Linked DNA regions of Homo sapiens: region 2 is linked to region 1. Evidence: chromatin loops called from intact Hi-C (ENCODE). Cell type or tissue: heart right ventricle. All regions are shown on one strand.

What was found. Peaks named below come from ENCODE experiments on the same cell type or tissue, not always from the same donor. Only the 100,000 strongest peaks of a DNase experiment are listed, where the experiment ranks them.
Region 2: it touches region 1 in a loop (2.0-fold over the local background); 16 of 110 quality-filtered maps call a loop at or near these places.

The regions. Positions count from the first base shown.
Region 1 is chr1:165,894,606-165,898,605 of GRCh38, reverse strand. It overlaps UCK2 (uridine-cytidine kinase 2), which reads right to left. Exons shown (of 7, transcript NM_012474.5): 4 at 2,274-2,416. Among named protein-coding and RNA genes, the nearest start is that of MIR3658, 11 kb to the left of the region's middle. RefSeq lists an enhancer at 1-85. In heart right ventricle, no CTCF peak of the experiment used is centred here; a DNase peak (open chromatin) is centred at 2,194; H3K27ac peaks cover 3,236 bases.
Region 2 is chr1:165,843,243-165,847,242 of GRCh38, reverse strand. The region is part of intron 1 of UCK2 (uridine-cytidine kinase 2); the gene reads right to left. Among named protein-coding and RNA genes, the nearest start is that of UCK2, 18 kb to the right of the region's middle. In heart right ventricle, no CTCF peak of the experiment used is centred here; no DNase peak of the experiment used is centred here.

The DNA of each region.
Region 1 (4,000 bases):
TGCGAGGCCTCCCTCGGCAGCACTGCATCCCTGAGACTGAGTACCACTGCTGGACTAGTGATGGCATCAGTCCGGGCATCACTAGCTCCTGAGGACATGACCGGAGCAGATCCCCTTGGAGGATCTAACCAGTCTTGTCAGAAAATTCAGAAAACGAACAGCACCGACCCCTTCAGCAGAAGCAGATTTCTGATCTGCCACATAGATATTTATTGACTAATGCACCACCAGGCATTTTACCTGCACTACCTCTCATCTTCACAACTATCCCAGAAGTACCAATCATAAGACCACATTCTAATAGGAAAATGAGATACAAAAAAGTTAAAACACAATTTGCCAATTTGCACAATTTGCCACACATCTAGTAAGTGGTAAAACCAGGATCTCAGCCCAATTCGCTGGACTCTAAAATTTATCTGTCCCTGTGTATCACACTGCCTCTCTAATTTGACAAGCTGACATGGACACTGAGCAGATCAACCAAAGCAGGGCCGGAGTTTGTGGATTAAGGTGACAAGCCAGGCCCTGGGGCAGAAGCATGAGGGGTTGTCAGGCTCAGGGTTCAATTATCTATCCAAAATGACCATGCAACTCTTACCCAGCCAGAGTCGTGACACTAAAAGCAGGCCTGTCTCCCCTGTATTATCCATAAAGAAACCCAAGCCGGGGTGTCGCAAGAGCCTAGTCACAAAGCTAGCTGGGAAGGGCTCTGCTAGAACTAAAAGTCTCCTCCCATTCCATTCTTTTTTCCATCACACAAAACTAACTGTCCCTCACCCCACCTGGGAGCAAGATGTAGCTCCCACTGACTTAATAGCATATGTATCTATTACTACTTAGAAGGGCAAAGCTCAGGACTTGTTTCTGTAGGTTCTACTGGTCTCATGAATAGTTCTTACAATTACGGTGCTAAATGGGATAAACTACAGATCTGTTTCATGAACCGAAAAGAGAAAATTACCCAGACTTTGAAGTCAGAGGGCCCTGGGATACAGCTTATAATATCTGAAACTGTCAATAATGTGTCCTGTGACTAGGAGCTAACCTCGTCATTTCCTGTGTCTCCCTGCCTCTGTCACACAACGGAGACTCAAACCTTCTCACCTTTCATTCCTCTATTCAGTCGCCTCCACCCACTGCCCTTGCTGGGTCCTGGTCGATTCTAACTCTGCTAATACTCTTCTCATCTCAACTCTGCTCCCTCTCCCACCCATCTAAGGACCACAGCCCTGCCTCTCGTCTAGATCAGCAGAGCAGTCTCCAAAGAGCTGCTCCAGCTACAGGCTTCACTTACATTTCCTTTGTCAGAACCAGTGTCCAACACAGAACAGTGGCCACTTCACTTGCCTCGCTCAGAACCTCACAGTGGCTCTCCCTTGCCCACCGAGAACCAGACTAGAGATCTCAGTCTCTAAAACCAGACCCCAACCTACTTTGTAGTGTCTCTTCGTACAACCCTCTGTACACTCCAGGTTCCTGCCACTCTCGGAACAAGCCACTGTCTGTACATCTCTGCCGTGCACCTTCATGGGTTGCCTATAGCGTCACCCTACCCCACCACATCCAAGTCCCAACCCTTCTTCCTCCATGAAGCCTCCCAATCTCTCCTGGTGGAAGCGAACTCTCTGCTGAATACCCTGTAGAGCTCAGTTCACAGGCTGGGCTCCTCTACCAAGGGGCACTGCTGTGCCTTCAGCACACAAGCACAGGGACTTAGCACAGGCAGGCCCACACTTAGTAGGGCCTGCGGAGGGCACAGCTGACTTCCCTCCTGAGCTGACTGGAAAGAGTGATAATGCCTCCATAAAGCCTGCTGGAAAATAAAGGGCTAGAGAAGCAGGCTAACAGGATGAGCTGCCCAGTACTTCAGGCACAGGGGATCCTATCCTCGGGGGTCCTACAGTTAGTTCCCCAAATCAGAGCATCTTCATTTTGATGTCTTATAAACAAATTGCAAGGAACTAAGCATTTAATCAAACTTTTCCAGGCAAAACCAGATGTCAGTGTCTTATTTAGTCTCTGTGACCTCACAAGCCTTTCGTTATCCCAAACAGTAAGTGACTAATCCCTTCTCAAATGTTACCAAGTGTCTGGGCAGCAGGATATCCTGGGGCTGGACTGACGCAGCCGGGCTGGACCATGCGACACACAGCTGCCTCAGGGAAGGCATGGGCTTCAGACTCAGGCGGGTGGGGTCCTGTCACAGGCTCCCAGCTCCCCCGCCCTCAAGGTGGCCACCAACAGGGCCACCTGAGGCTTTTAGAACGCACCTCTGCGTGAGAGCCGGGTGTCCGCATCTGTATCCACAAAAAGCTTCATCTGGAACAGGTCTCGTACCTCCTGGGAGTAGAAGGCCAGGATCCCTTCAAAGAGCACCACGTCTGCGGGATAGACAGTAACTGTCTCCTCCTTCCTGCAAAGCACAGAGCAGATAATGGGCCAAGCCAGGCAGGGGCTAGCAAGGGACAGAGAACAAGGGCCAGAACATCTGGCTGGGCTGGGTTCTGGGTTCCTTGCCCCCACAGACTTCAAGCGGGGGCTAAAGACTTGGCTAATATGGTCTTACAGAGCCCTCGGACCACCACCAAAGAGCCAAGGGTGATCACGGCCGGGACAAAGGTCTCCTTTGACCACTTCTGAGCTTTCACCATGAAACAGAAATACACGGCAGACATCCTTCTCCTTGGAATTAAAAAAACCTGCTGTTGAATGAAGAATAAAGGCAGACAAAAACAGATGTGATTTCTTTTTTTCTCTGAAGGCGTCTCCAGGAATGCTCTCATGGCCTGGCATTTATGGAACCTAACACTCTGAACTTTAAAAACAGAAACTCACAGTTTTCTCTCAACAACTCCATCCCCTCCCCGCCAGTCCTGAGGCAATTGAAAGGAGGGAGGAAAGGACAGAAGGGGAAGGGAAGGAGGGAAAATAAAGAAAAGTTTTGGGAAAGAGGATACAGACGAGAAAGCATTTGTGAGGAAGTACAGAATCCCGACGTCTGTCTGGTCTGGCTCTACCCCAAACCAACAAAGTGGCCACAGGTCAATCCTGAGCTCCCTAGAGCTGCTCTTCCTTATCAATAAAGCAGAAATATGCATGACCTCATCCACCCAACCCACATGGTTGGGTAGCCTAGGGCAGGCACTAATTGTAAACATGACTTTTCTTTCTTTTTCTTGTTTTTGGAGACAGGGTCTCACTTTGTCACCCAGGAGGCTGGAGTGCAGCGGCGCAATCTTGGACTCACTGCAGCCTCAACTTCCCAGGCTCAGGCGATCCTCCCGCCTCAGCCCCCTAAGTGTCTAGGACTACAGATGCACACCACCACCCCAGGCTAATTTTTGTATTTTTGGTAGAAACGGGGTTTTACCATATTGCCCAGGCTGGTCTATAACTCCTGGACTCATGCAACCCACCCACCTCAGCCTCCCAAAGTGCTAGGATTACAGGCATGAGCTACCAAGCTCAACCAACATGACTTTTCAAAAAGCAAGAAGGGTGAAACATTGCTAAACGGTTAGGCGACGGGCTGTCACAGATGGCCTTGCTTGTGCTCAGCTTTGCCTTGCTGCAGCTTTCACTGTGTTTTGTCTTTTGATTCTGTCCTATGCCCACCTTATATGTCACCAACTGCCTCTTGCTCAAAATTCACTGAAAATAGAGAAATAATCATCATTGCAAGGTTTCCACTCACCCTGACTAGCACACTGGCAAACCAAATAAAACAAAGTCTCTTAAAACAGTAGTTCCATCTGTGCAAACATAAGGAGGTCAGTATCAACGGCCAGCTCAAGAGGGTGCCGTTGGAACTCCTTCCCATAAACACTTCCTGATGCCTTCTCAGCTTGGACCAACAGGCTTGTGTCTGAGTTTTAAGGCAGGCACTGCTAGGGTAGCTAGCAAGTGGCAGAACGGGGCAGGGAAGACGGGAAAAAAGGACTAGGATTAGGAAATGCCCTAGAATTGTGGTGTATCTGAGATGCATATCAGAACCATC
Region 2 (4,000 bases), 51 kb after region 1:
ATTTTATTGATGAGGAAAATTGACACACAGCGAGTAACTTTGCCCAAGATCATTTCACTAGGAAGTGGTACCACTGAGACAGTGTGATTTGTCTTTTTATACCATATACTTTTTTTTTTTACTTTTACCAAAGTAATAACCTATATGTTAAGTTTTTAACAATATACAAGCACACACACACTTCACAGCAGCAGCAGCCTCATTAACTGGCCAGTTAAATGAGGGTGTGAGCTATCTCCACTCTACATGATACAAAGCTCACAAGGGGACAAAGGCAGTCATGACATTGCTGTCACACCACAACATGAGATTTAATATGAACAGGTGCCCCCGCATACAGGCTAAGCCCATACATCCACCTGATGAGTGCAAACCCCTGTTCTTCACTGAGGAACAGTCCAAACTGCCCTCTCTCATTTTATTCCCACTGATATCATTTTCTGGGACTAGGAATAAAAAGGAAAAACATGTTCTAATCCCTAAATCAAGTCAGCTTCCAGGATCCTTGTTGCCAACTTGACAAAGAATACACCTATATCAAAAAGTGTTCGTGCTTATCCTCATCCTGGGATCTGACATGAAACACTCTCCCCAGTGAAATGTGAAATGCACACTTAACTAAATTCTACATGTGGTTTCAGAAGATAGATAGCCCTTCTGACTCCTATCCATGGATCCCAGGCTAATCTAAAAACTCTTGACCTACAGGTAAACTGTCTGCTACCACCAGAGAGAAACAGAAGGAAAGATAAGACTTGACCAACTTCCAGATGTTTTGTTTTGTTTTGTTTTGTTTAAAAAAAAGGGCAGTCTCTTTTTTCTTATCAGCACAGTTATAGAAACTAGGAAAAGACCACAGTCAAAATCCCATACCCATAGGAATTCAATACCTGTAGGAATCCAGGGACATTAAATAAATTTTAAAATGTTGTGGTTTTTTAGAGACAAAGTCTCACTCTACTGCCAATGTTGGAGCACAGTGGCACAATCATAGCTCACTGTAACCTCAAACTACTGGGCTCAAGTGATCCTCCCACCTCAGTCTCTAGAGTAGCTAGCTAGGCCACAGGTGCCACACTCAGCTAATTTTTTTTACTTTCTTTTTTAATTTTCTGTAGAGACAAGATCTCACTGTGTTGCTCAGGCTGGTCTGGAACTCCTGGGCTCAAGTGATCATCCCACCTCGGCCTCCCAAAGCACTGGAATTACAAGCATGAGCCACTGCACCTGGTCAACTTTCTTTGCAGGGCATGACAGCCAGTGAGAACGCACAGAATGCTGGGCACAGTGGCTCATACCTGTAACCCCAACACTTTCGGAGGCCGAGGCAGGAGGATCACTGGAGTACAGAGTTAGATATCAGCCTGGGCAAAAAAGTGAGACTCCATCTCTAAAAAGAATTTTAAAATTAGCTGGGCATGGTGGCACACTCCTATAGTACCAGCTACTCAGGAGGCTGAGGCAGGAGGATTGTTTGGGTCCAGCAAGTTGAGGCTGCAGTGAGCAGTGATCATGCCACTGCACTCCAGTCTGGGCAACAGAGCGAGACTGTGTCTCAATCAATCAATCAATGAACAAACAAACAGAAAACAGCAGCTGCTGTCTGCAGGAGCACCCCCTTCCCCAAAATACTGCTGATGAGACTTAAATATTTCCCAAATCTCAAGGAGACTGATATTTAGCTGATGTAAAACAACTCAGATCCAGTTAATTGTTACACAGCTAAAATAATGTCACACCTCAAGGGACATGCTCTCCAAAGAGTTGCGAAGAAAAAAAGTCTGTTTCCCAAGAGAGGTAACATTCATTTTATAAGTACTACATCTGTGCATAAATATATATTTGTAATTGAAAAGGAAAAGCTTTATGAGGAAAACAAATTACAGCAACTAACCTCTGAGGAAGAGTGCGCCAAGAAGATGTAGGAAAAAAACCAAAGTGCCTTTCCTACCCTCTACCGTGCACAGAATATTTCACCTCTGGTCACCAAAACGTATGGCGATTTCTCCCCACCAGCAACCAATCAATTCATCAGCAGACACCAGCTGGATGTCCTGTAATTCAATTCTGACACGATCTACCTGGAGAGAGCGCCAGATCCCACAGGCTGAGGGCTCAGTCCCCAAGACTGCCCCATACTTCAGATGCCAATGGCAGGTCCCAGGTTGTGACCTGTGCTTCTGACAGAGGTTTTTAAATCAGGGTTCTCATGACCCCTCCTCAGGTTCGATTAATTTGCTAGCTTGGCTCACTGAGCTCAAAGAAACACTTACTTATGTTTACCCATTTATTATAAAGGGAACAATTTATTATAAAGATTATAAAGGAAACACAGGAACAGCCAGATTAAAAAGACGCAAAGGGTGAGGCATGTGGGAAGGGTGCAAAGCTTCCACACCCTCTCGAGGCAGTCACCCTCCAGGAACCCCCACCTGTTCTGCTATCTGGATGCTCATTCAAACACTGTCCTTTTGGGTTTTTATGAAAACTTCGTTACATACGCATCATTGATCACAATGCTGTCATTAGTGATCAGCTCGACCTTCAGCCCCCCTCTCCCTCTCACCTCCCCAGAGGTCAGGGGCATGGGGCTGAAAGTTCTAACACCGTAATCACGCGGTTCGTTCCCTTAGCAACCAGCCACCATCCTGGCTATCCAGGAGCCCACCACAGTTATCTTGTTAGAACAAAAGATGCTCCTATCACCTGGGAAATTCTAAGGGATTTAGGAGCTCTGTTATCACCCAGGAAATTACAAAGGTTTGAGGGTGCTCTGTGTCAGGAACATATTAGAACAAGAGGTTCTCCTAGTGCCCCTATCCACAGGGTTTTAGGAGCTCTGTGCCAGGAATGAGGGGGCAGAGACCAAACACATATTTCTTATTATATCACAGTACCACAGGTGCTGAAGGATTTTATTTTTACTTCTTACTTGGAATACCTCGTGTTCATCCACACTGAATGTCAACTACGAGGAGGGAGCCGTTCTAGGTGCAGGCACTGCAGGAGAAGGCATACGTGCCCTTTCAGGCTTGCACTGAGACTCAATAGAGCAGAGTAGGTTTTTTGGACTCTGAAGCCAAGAGTTTAAATGCCAGCCCCACCTGGCACTCTATACACAGTGGGTACTTAACTCCTTGGTGCTACAGTCTTCCCATGTTGAAATTGGGGATAATTATAGTACCTTACCTGAAAGGGCTGTGAGAGGAAATAAAGGCATTAATACAAATAAAACACTTAGAATAGCACTCAGTATATAGTTAGTGCTCGGGAAGTATTAGCTATTACCAAAAGAAATACATTGAAAAGAGATAAACAATAAACACGTGCAAAATTATTTCAAATGGTATTAGTGATATAAGAAAAAAATAAGGCAGTGGAATCAAGAGAGTTGCAGTAGGCACTCCATTAGTATTAAATCAACATTTTACAAGAACATGTGTTACTTCTGATTAAGAATAAAAAGTGGCAAAGTATGATAAAGGTTGTTCTCCTGTTTTTTAGAGACAGGGTCTCTCCATCTGTCACCCTCAAACTCCTGGCCTCCACAGATCCTCCTACCTCAGCCTCTTGAGTAGCTCCTACTACAGGTGCATGCCACTGCACCTGGCTCATTACTTATTTTTTGTAGAGATGGGGGGTTCTACTATGTTGACAGGCTGGTATCAAACTCCTGGCCTCAAGTGATCCTCCTGCCTTGACCTCCCAAAGTGCTGGGATTACAGGCATTGAGTCATCAGGCATTGAGTCATCAATCCCAGCCAAAAGTTGTCCTTTTTAGTAAGTTAAAAGCCTGTGCCATCCCTCAAAAAACCTGTGGCCTAACGACTTCTTGAAACTCAGTCCTGTCCCTAATTTTTGCCATAAATGTAGGGTTCATTTAAAGATGACTTTTCCCAAAACTATACATGTGAAATTCAGTTTTCAAATCTTAAATTCTGACATGAGAATGAGAAACAAAAAAGACCCAGATGAACTCCCAGGTAATCCAATCTCACAA